Linked DNA regions of Homo sapiens: regions 1 and 2 are each linked to region 3. A link is a contact called in ENCODE Hi-C or POLR2A ChIA-PET data. All regions are on one chromosome and are shown on one strand. The core of a region is the stretch at or near the end of the contact, and the rest is flanking DNA. Distances in the headings are between cores, read along the strand shown.

Region 1 (3,183 bases), core at 448-2,947, 38 kb after region 3:
GTGTGCTAATATTCTTTGTTCACAAATTTTTCTAAGGATTAGAGTATAATAGTCACAGTATCACAAGGCATCAGTCACATTTCCTGGTGACAGAAAATGAGGAAGTAGTGGGGCAGGTTGTTAGGGAAGAGAGGTTTTTATTTTATGTGTCATTTAAATACAAATGTATTTCATATTTTTAATTCACAGAAGTATGGAGCACATCCAGTAGCTAAGACTGTGTCCCTCCTTGAGAGCTCATGGAGAGAACTCTCCAGTTTTTTCCTGGAGGCGTATCGTTTGCTGTTTAGTTATTGCCATGTGCCCTACAATAATTTTCATGTCCTGGATTTATTTCTCCTAAAGAAAAATCTGAAAGACCTGTACTAAATCCAAGAAGCTCCTCGCTAAACCAATTAAGCATTTGATTCTGTCTTCAGCCTGTTTATCTAGCAGTATCATCTGTAAAGTCAGTTATGTGCATGTAGCAAATCAAGTTCACAAGGCTTGAAGTGAGTTCATCTCAGCTCAGAAATTCATTGAACAGCAGTGTGAACATCCATGTGTCACTTTTTTCACACTAACTCTCATGAATAAGACATATACTCCCTCAGGAACCCGTGGTTTTCCTAATGAATTGGAGTCACCTATGTGTACTGTATTTGTGACATGCACATTTGCAGTTGAGGTCCACAGGAAGGACACCATTTCCTGGATCAAACCGCAGAGTGCAAATATTGTGCCCTAAATAACACACTAGTTACTGTAAATGTCAGTAGAGGGAGTTTTTCTGGCTATGATTTAATGAAAGCCTACAGCAAAGCCAGCTGTTAGCACTTCTTAACTGCTTGTCAGAGCAACCAGGGGAGATAGGGAGGACCAAAAACACTTTTTCTCTACACTTTTGTTTTAAAATTAAAGTAGTTTTCAACAGGTGTTGAATAGGGACACTGGGGACCCTATACTACTTGACATTATTTAGTTGGTGAATTTAGAAGTTCTCCTCCAGGAGGGTTACTTGGATCTAGAATTACATAAGGAGACTGTGTAAAATTTGTTTGGAAGTTTGTATATTGAATCCTCTCACCTGCAAAAGAAGCATTTTTGTGTTCTCAGCTCCCCATGAGGAATAATTTAAAAATAAAAATAAAGGAGAGAGAAGACACACCAAATGCCGATCCCTCTTTGTCACTTTGGGTATTGCCAAACTAATTGTAAGCCATGTGTGATTTGATTGATGTCATCTGCTTTTTCTGAACAAAGAAACCACTTGAAGCAAACACATAGGGAGGAAAGTATGCGACGCTCGTTTCTGTAATTTTTGTCATTTCTAGGATGCATTAGTAAATACATGTGGTTGTTAAGGGCCTTACTGCCCTTGGAAATTCCTTTGACATTTTGCTGTGTGTACACAGGGGAGATAATCTTTCAACCATAGGGAAAGTTTACAGTCTTATTATCTTGAAAAGGAGAAGAAAGTTTCTTCCTCAAGTGATTTATAACTTGAAACATGCTGTCATGTTTTGGTAAGCCCACTTTATTAATTCCATCCTTCTCTGTGGCAAATTGAAAAAAAAAATACATGTACCGTTGCAACATAGTACTTTCTCAATAGCATATTGTACTTATAATAGCATGATGGAAGTTACCGGGCTTGGGTTAGTCATATAGAATGCAGAGCCAAGTTCTGAGTAAAACCTCTAATTGAATTACCTGCAAAAGCACTGACAGACAAGCTTTCAGTACAGACAAAGCTCTGCTTTCCCCAGCAGAAATAGGTCACGTTTAAGTCTGCCTTGTAACTCTCTGTTATTGGTTTTTGCCGGCACTTTCACCTTGGGCCTCTGTTGGGCCCCTTTTCCTGCAGCAGAGGAGGAGCGGCTCTGTGAAAGCTGGAGGGCTCACACATTATCCTCTCGATTTAGAGAAAATTGATAACAGATCAAGTTAAATGGAAGAGACTTTGAAATAAAAATCCAAAGTATTTCTTCACAGATTACTCACATTCTTGCATGATTCTTTTATTGTATTGAAAAGAGAAACTCAGGATATGAAAGTAGCCTTTCTATAGCAGTGAGACCTGAAAAGTACTGTTTGTTTTAATTTGGAGGAGGAATTAGAGAAAGTTCCTGTTGTTCAAGTCAGGAAAGAATTTATTGTTCATCATTTGTATGTGAAAATGAAGAGTAATATGTTGTTGTTCTCTTCTTTCTTTCCTGCTCTCTCTCTGTGTTACCCACAGCCTCTGCAATCCCAGATAATGGAAGAAGGTCCTGTCTAAAGCTCAAAGTCTTTGTGAGACCAACAAGTAAGTTCACTAGAATGAGCTTCAGAGGGTGGCTTCACCGCGCATGCTTTATTGTGTGGTCTGGTTCACGGCGGTAAAACTTTTTTTTACTGTTAAATCTTGTGTGGTATCTGTTTTGTATATCAACATTCATATTTTAGTTTTCATCATATTTTTTCTCATTCTTCATGATGCTTTTACTTAAGTACACAGCAGTTGCTAACTTGTTGTTTCTTAGACTGTTGTACATGCAGAGCAAATGGGAACAATATTGGCATTTGGAACATGCCATTGATTGTAAGACAATCTACATAAAAAAAGAAAAAAAGGAGAGAAAGAAAAAAGAAAGAAATGGGAGTTTAAGGGTGTCTTCACTAACATATTTGGCTGTTATCTCTATTTTTGTTATAGATAGCTGTATGAAAACTATAGGTGTTCATGATCGTGTTTTCGATGTTAACGACAAAGTAGAAAATTCATTAGAACCAGCAGGTTAGTATGCTTAGAGAATCTCTTTTAACAAATGCATCTATTTCTCTGGTGCTTCCGTATTTTTTTCCTTTCTTCTTCTCTGCATGTTTGCATGTTATAGTTGTTGTTCTGCTTTTGCTCATTGCTAGCGATGCTAATATGACTTATATTCTACCTCATTCCTCCAGTATCTTTGTGCAATGCATGTTAGGTAAAATAAAATTTTCTTTTTTGGAATGGGTTTGAGCTAATGCAGTATCCTAATATAGAAGCCCCATCGGAATGCTAAAATCTCACTGCCTTTTACCATATCCTCAGAGCATGCTGGTGAATCACTGTGAATATTAAAGGATCTGTTTTCATGTAAGACACAAAACATTTCTATGTATATGTTCATAAAATTTTATTTTTTATGTCCAAATCTGTAGATAAAAGTAATAAGACTA
Region 2 (3,175 bases), core at 558-3,057, 60 kb after region 3:
AAGTGGGTAATACAAGGACTGCTCTCGGAGGGCGCCCACTGAGAACAGCAGGAGCTGACCACCTCCCCGTCCTCTCCACCACAACTAAGTGCAAAAGGGGGCACAGGGTGTAGGCTCTTTTCTTCCACTCTCTTAATCTATATCATCAGCTAAAATAGGCGTTTATCCACACTTTGTGCCTAAGCTCATGGCCTCCCCTGGAGGTGCAGGAAGCTCAGAGTGATAGACAACACCATTGTAAAGTGACCTTCCACTTCTAACAGCAGTATTTATTTCAGCCTTGGATCTCCAGCAGAAGTAGCTGCTTTGCCTTTTCTGAGCCAACTACTAATTAAAAAACACTTGGTGGAGGAAAAAGTTGCTGGGTCCTCTCTCTGGAAGCTGATGACTATCTCCCAGGCCACCAACTTCAACTTGGGGAGGGCCTTCAACAGAATTTTCTAAAAGGCAAATGTTAAAGTTGCCATCCCCACCAATATTTTATGTATTGAAGACAAGTAATTCCCAGTGTGACTCTGCCGGTCTCTGGCATTTCAGGATGCTCTGTGTGTCCCAGGGCTTGGTCCCCAGCAGCCTGCCCTGGGAGCATTATGCCTCCTTACACACAAAACCTGGCAGTGACTCCAAAGAGAGCCATTGACATAAAGGGGGTTAAGTGGAGGAGTTCTGGGTTAGCTGCCGCCTTTGGCTTGGGTGGTTTACTCATCAAGTGAGGCGAACATTCCCTGACCTCCCAAGATCATTCATTCATTTATTCAGTAAATATTTATGAAGCACCTACTATGTGCCACAAGTGTTCTAAACATTTGTGATACGTACATGAACAAAACAGACAATGGTCTATTCTCAAGAATCTTACACACTGGTAGGTTTCCTGCACAGCAGGTTTTAATGAAATTGGCAGGCAGGGATATCGGACTGTGTGAGAATATTGGTGAGGAATCTAGCGATGGAGAGTAAGTAAAGGGATCATAAGGGCCTTCTGATGCTGGGCATGCTTTCTCTGCACCGAATTTACTCTAAATGAGTTTCCAGATAAGAAGTGTTTTCCCATGAATTTGCATCAATAGATTTAAGACAGAATATATTTAATAAAACGAATAAGTAAGTGGTGGATCATTGGTAAAGTGACCCAGGCAATAAGGACATAGAACTTCCACATTTATCTCGGTAACAGGCTTGCTTTATGTGGTAGATATAAAAAGTCCAGAAAAGTTGCATGGAAATCAAAGGATATTTTTAAAGTCCTTAAAGAATGTGTGAGTGCGTTTGTCTTATATAGAATTACACGGTGAATTCTTTTGTTAAATAATGACGATGTCTTGTTTTATTTCCACTGGGAATTTGAGTTTCCATATACTGCTTTTTATACACAGACATAAATGTCCACTCTTCATTAACTATCCTTGGATTGAAAATCGTTAATAAGCCATAACATTGCCTAATATTTGGTTGACACCTTGTGTTGGGGTGTGCGCATCCATGCTCTTAAATCTACTGATGCAAATTCATGGGAAAACAATTCTCATCTGCAAACTCGTTTAGAGTAAATTAGGTGCAGAGAAAGAATGTCCAATATAAGAAGGCCCTTATGATTCCTTTACTTGCTCTCCATCCCTAGATTCCTCACCAATATTCTCACACAGTGTGACATTCCTGCCTGCCAATTTTATTAAAGCCTGCTGTGCGGGAATTTCCTTTCTCTGCTTTACTAGCTACCAAGACAACCCCGTCAACGTGATTTTTCACACATTTTCTCTTCCTGTGTTCCGCATCTCAGTGAAATTTCATCTCCCTGACTCACTGTTAAGTGTTTCTCATCTGAAATCACACTCACTCGTAATCTCACATAAAGTGCAAAAAGAGGAAGTTACAAAAGGAGAAAGACAGACCAAAGTCCTTCTCCTTCCAATGATTCAGACATTAAGCAAAAGCTACGTGGGAATTGTCCAGTCAACCAAGACTAGCAACTGAGCACCAACATCCACAGAACAGAAGATTAGGCTTGGTGTACCACACTCCGCATGCCACAGTACTTGTCCCTTAAGGGAGCACATACATCTGTCTAGGTATTCAAATCTGAGGAACCGATAATAGGTGTTTCATAGACCAAAAGAGTCATTGCAAACTGGATTCCCACAGGATAGACCCTGCAGTGCCTCCTCAGGCAATTAGAAGCAGAGCTAGAGGAGGGACAGCCAGAAGGAACGGAGGCAGAAGACAGGAATGAAGAGGAAGAAAACTCATAGAACAGAGGCTGAGAAGTGGCTTTGGAAGGAAGTTCCCTGCCCGTGCCACCTTACTGTCAGAAAAACCTCAAAAAAGTCTCTTAGAGGAAATAAGCAGCCTCCTATTGTTTATCACAAAAAGCAAAAAGCTTTAATACCACCCAAAGCTGAGGTCATGTAGGTACATTCTAATTCCAATATTCCCAGCACCTCCAACAATATGTTTATGCACATGTCCAGTAATAGCCACATCATCACAATGTTAGGACTAGGAGCTGGAACCTGAGTCTGACTTGCTTCTGACCAGTGTGTCATGGTTACACTTGGTCAGTTGGAAGTCCTTGCATTGCATCAAGAGCTATGTGTAGCGCTTAGCTATACATGAGTTCTACTATCGAGGACTTGGTATCTAAACTATAGATCAAACACCTATGATGGAGACTGGAGGAAACTGATCAAAATAGGCTGTTTGTGTGGTTATGTGTAGTCAGAAGTCAGGTGGAAGGAAGACTTCCTGGTTTCTTGTTCCTTTTATCTTAATTCACAAAGGAAGCATGGGAAGGGATGCATGGGATGAGAGGGGAAAAAAATACAGGAATTGAAACCCTAAGGCAATCATGACATGTAGAGACACATCAGTGGTCATCTTTGTTGATTATTTCCATCATCAGGCATGCAATTACTTTCTAATGGTGACCATCATAGCATAGAAAGTATTAAGGTCCTGGGAAAAACAAATGTGAACCAAAAACCTATGTAGAAAATACACACACATTTTAAAGGGGAAGTTAATCAATTAACCAAGACAGCACTAAGTAGTACTACAATGGCTAACTGGTTTCAACCTAACTGAGCTGGTGGTTCCTTTGCTCCCAGGCATATTCTTTGAGCTCTTAAGAGATGGGCCAAGGCTTACCAAAAAAAAAAAAAAAAAAAAAAAAAAAAGA
Region 3 (2,783 bases), core at 176-2,675:
CAGCTCTTCACTCCCTTTTCTCTAGGATTTGAATTCAGGCCAGGCCGAGAATATTTCTACATCTGTGAGTATATAGAGATTTATCGTGTTGTAGGGCAGCTGCAAGAACCCAGACTAATTTTTTACCCATGTTTCAGAGAATTGCAGAGAGCTGGACTCTGCATTACAGATATCTCCTTGTAAATGCGTACATCAGGATCCCTAGATACATTAGCTGGGAATTGAGAGCACAAATTAGATTAAAGACAGAGCGCGTCTCCCCCTATGAAATTACGTGTCAGCCTGTTCACTGAACCACTGCTGACTTGTATTTTTTTTAAATGAAAATTGCCAGGACTTCTCCAAAGCTCAGGAAAAGAAAAAAAGACTCCTGAAAAAAAAATTAAAGGAAATAATTAAATTTACATAGCTTGGAGTCATTGGATTTCTTATTCAGGTGTCAGCAATATCCTTTCAATCTTCCACATTTTCAGTGGAGGAAGCCAAAACTCCTGGACATGTCAGCATGTTGACGATAAATACTCTCTTTGCAGCAAGGAGAAAAGATAATTATTAAGAGTAGCTCTGTCTTTAAACAGGAAAGACTTGTGAAGAAGTGTCTAGAAGGGGTTCCAAGGTAACTGGTATGAGCGAGTTTCCGACCTGTGAGCATTGAGTGACTCTGTCCTGGGAGAGCTCTAAAACTTTCTCAGTAGACTTCTGTATTAATCAGAATGCCTGGCCTTGTTTCTTCTCCATTATATACCCATCACTTCTTCATACCTCCTACTATCATATGTTATAGGTAAATGCTTCTCAAACTTCACCGTGCATAGTGTTATCTGGGGATCTTGTAATGCATTCTGACTCAGGAGGTCTTAAGGCAGGGCCTGAAATTCTGGATGTATGAAGCTCCCAGATGCTGCTGCTGCTACTGAACTGTGGACCACACTTTGAGTAGCAAGATTATAGGTGGTAGCTACTTTAAGCAGCTTGTTGTGTATCTGGACTTTAACTAGTATTTATATTTAAACTATCTGGCCTTTCCCATGTATTCTCACTGTCAACTGAAGAGGTTAAAAGTTTACTTGTTAAAAAATACATTTATTGGACAGCTTAATCTGAGCTGAGAAATGCTGGGGGATGCAAGATGAAAAGATATTCCCTGTTCTTAGGGAGTGACCTTTCACTGGGGAGCAGACATGTAAATAGGCAATTAAAGTATAAGTCGACAATTGCTGATGATGAAGATAAATTCAGGGAGTAGTGAGAACATGGAGAAAGTTGTGCCTCACCTGCTTGGAAGAATCAGGAAATGCAACCACACACAGTGGGTAGAGATCCAAGTTATACCACTCAGTATGCTTAGCATCGACTTTCACCCCAGCTTGCCAGACAAACAAGAACATTCTTTTTTCTGACTCATTTCTTCAGTCCAAATGTCCCTACCCACTCACAACTTACACGGTTTAAGTCTACAGGGATTTCTAGCTCCTCTCCTTCTCCAGAAAACAGAATTTTATAATAAGTCAGATTTCACCATCACAATGATAACTGTCACTTATATTGGAATTGAATTTAAAAAGGAAATTGAACAGTACCAGTTTTATTATTTCAGTACATATTTCAGTCATTAGTCATGAGAAAACATGCAAAAGCCTTGATACTATCTCACATTTGATCCATAAAACAAGAAAAGGAATATTGAGTCCCACAGATGCAGGAAGCACTGGCATACAGTGAATTCACACTTCTCAGGCAGCATGTTCTTGACTTTTATTGCTTTTTTACTTTGTGAAAGAATCTCATTCAGCATATGAGAAAAAGGAAAGAGGAGGACTTCATTTGTGGGACAGCAACTCATTAGTTGTCTCACTGTAAAATACTATACCAATGTAAGAGAAAATTCTTGCTAGTTTTGAAATTTTCTTACTGGCTTCTCAGATTAAAAAAACAACAGCAAAAGCAAAAATCAAAAATGAATAGAGAGCACCAAGATGAGGAACATACCCACTAACTAACTAGTTGATTGCCTGATTATTAGAAATTATAGAATTCATTCAGCTTCATAAGCAAGATGTTATTATTCAAATATACCCATAGCGCTTATGACTGGTTTTTCCTCATTTGTGGTTAAATTCAATATTTCACTAAAAATCATTATGTGACTTCTATAACATTCATTTAACGGAGTCATTTAACTGTCAAGGGCTTCCGTCAAAGTAATTGTTCCAAAATGCTTCAAAATATGAAGAGCTTTTTGCTGTTCAGCTGAGTTTAACTTGAATTACTTTTTTTAATGAAAGGTAAAATAGCACAAAATTAGCAGCAAAAAGATGTTCATTAACAAGAAGCACAGTGGCTTGGTGTTCAGTTAAATTGAATTTTCAACCATGTTTTCGACCCGCAAAGGCATCCTTCCCTGTCTTTTTAGTAATGAAAGGGTTTCTTCTCTTCCACCACTGCAGTCAGGAGCAGCAGAGCTAACATGGTTGTCTTACAGACGTTTAATGTACTGTGGTCATAATTAAACTAAAGGATTCTTAGGGGAGAATTGGCCCTCAGTTGAATTTTCCTCTTCCCTAATGTGTGTGGAATGAACAAGATGATTGGGAAATAGCTATTTTCACACTTACTACGTTACAAGATGCTCTATTGCTGATCTCAGGAACAAGCTTCACTGCCCACCAGTCAATTTTACAGAATGTTCTTGCTAGGACAGCAGTACCTCTTAGCTCCTCATAGCCTTAAAATCTCTTCTTACTTTCCCTAGAAAAAAGAAAGCTGGCTGTGCACAGTGGCTC

The links. A loop is a pair of places that touch in the nucleus more often than their neighbours do. ChIA-PET counts read pairs that join two places held with the same protein, here RNA polymerase II (POLR2A). Pooled maps may share reads with other maps.
Region 1: a loop to region 3 is called in a map of PC-9, with 8 times the contacts of the local background. The contact joins two enhancer-like sites. A Hi-C loop is called at or near these places in 6 of 168 maps with a recorded cell type or tissue (Calu3, MCF 10A, PC-3 and 3 more), 3 of 37 single-sample maps with no recorded cell type and 6 of 50 pooled maps. POLR2A ChIA-PET finds 5 or more read pairs at or near these places in 6 of 52 experiments (GM10248, GM12878, MCF 10A and 3 more).
Region 2: a loop to region 3 is called in a map of chondrocyte, with 2.6 times the contacts of the local background. The contact joins two enhancer-like sites. A Hi-C loop is called at or near these places in 1 of 168 maps with a recorded cell type or tissue (chondrocyte), 2 of 37 single-sample maps with no recorded cell type and 1 of 50 pooled maps. POLR2A ChIA-PET finds 5 or more read pairs at or near these places in 2 of 52 experiments (GM12878 and WTC11).

What each region holds. Positions count from the first base shown.
Region 1 is chr5:107,386,810-107,389,992 of GRCh38, reverse strand. EFNA5 (ephrin A5) reads left to right here. Exons shown (of 5, transcript NM_001962.3): 3 at 2,222-2,287; 4 at 2,678-2,758. Among named protein-coding and RNA genes, the nearest start is that of EFNA5, 280 kb to the left of the region's middle. Within about 2 kb of position 1,697, at least 9 of the 41 ENCODE cell types and tissues checked have a DNase peak (open chromatin) inside an H3K27ac peak, as active enhancers do; they include PC-3, PC-9 and endothelial cell of umbilical vein, where a contact is called at or near this core.
Region 2 is chr5:107,364,548-107,367,722 of GRCh38, reverse strand. No RefSeq gene overlaps it. Among named protein-coding and RNA genes, the nearest start is that of EFNA5, 300 kb to the left of the region's middle. Within about 2 kb of position 1,807, at least 5 of the 41 ENCODE cell types and tissues checked have a DNase peak (open chromatin) inside an H3K27ac peak, as active enhancers do.
Region 3 is chr5:107,424,498-107,427,280 of GRCh38, reverse strand. EFNA5 (ephrin A5) reads left to right here. Exons shown (of 5, transcript NM_001962.3): 2 at 1-64. Among named protein-coding and RNA genes, the nearest start is that of EFNA5, 250 kb to the left of the region's middle. Within about 2 kb of position 1,425, at least 6 of the 41 ENCODE cell types and tissues checked have a DNase peak (open chromatin) inside an H3K27ac peak, as active enhancers do; they include PC-3, PC-9 and endothelial cell of umbilical vein, where a contact is called at or near this core.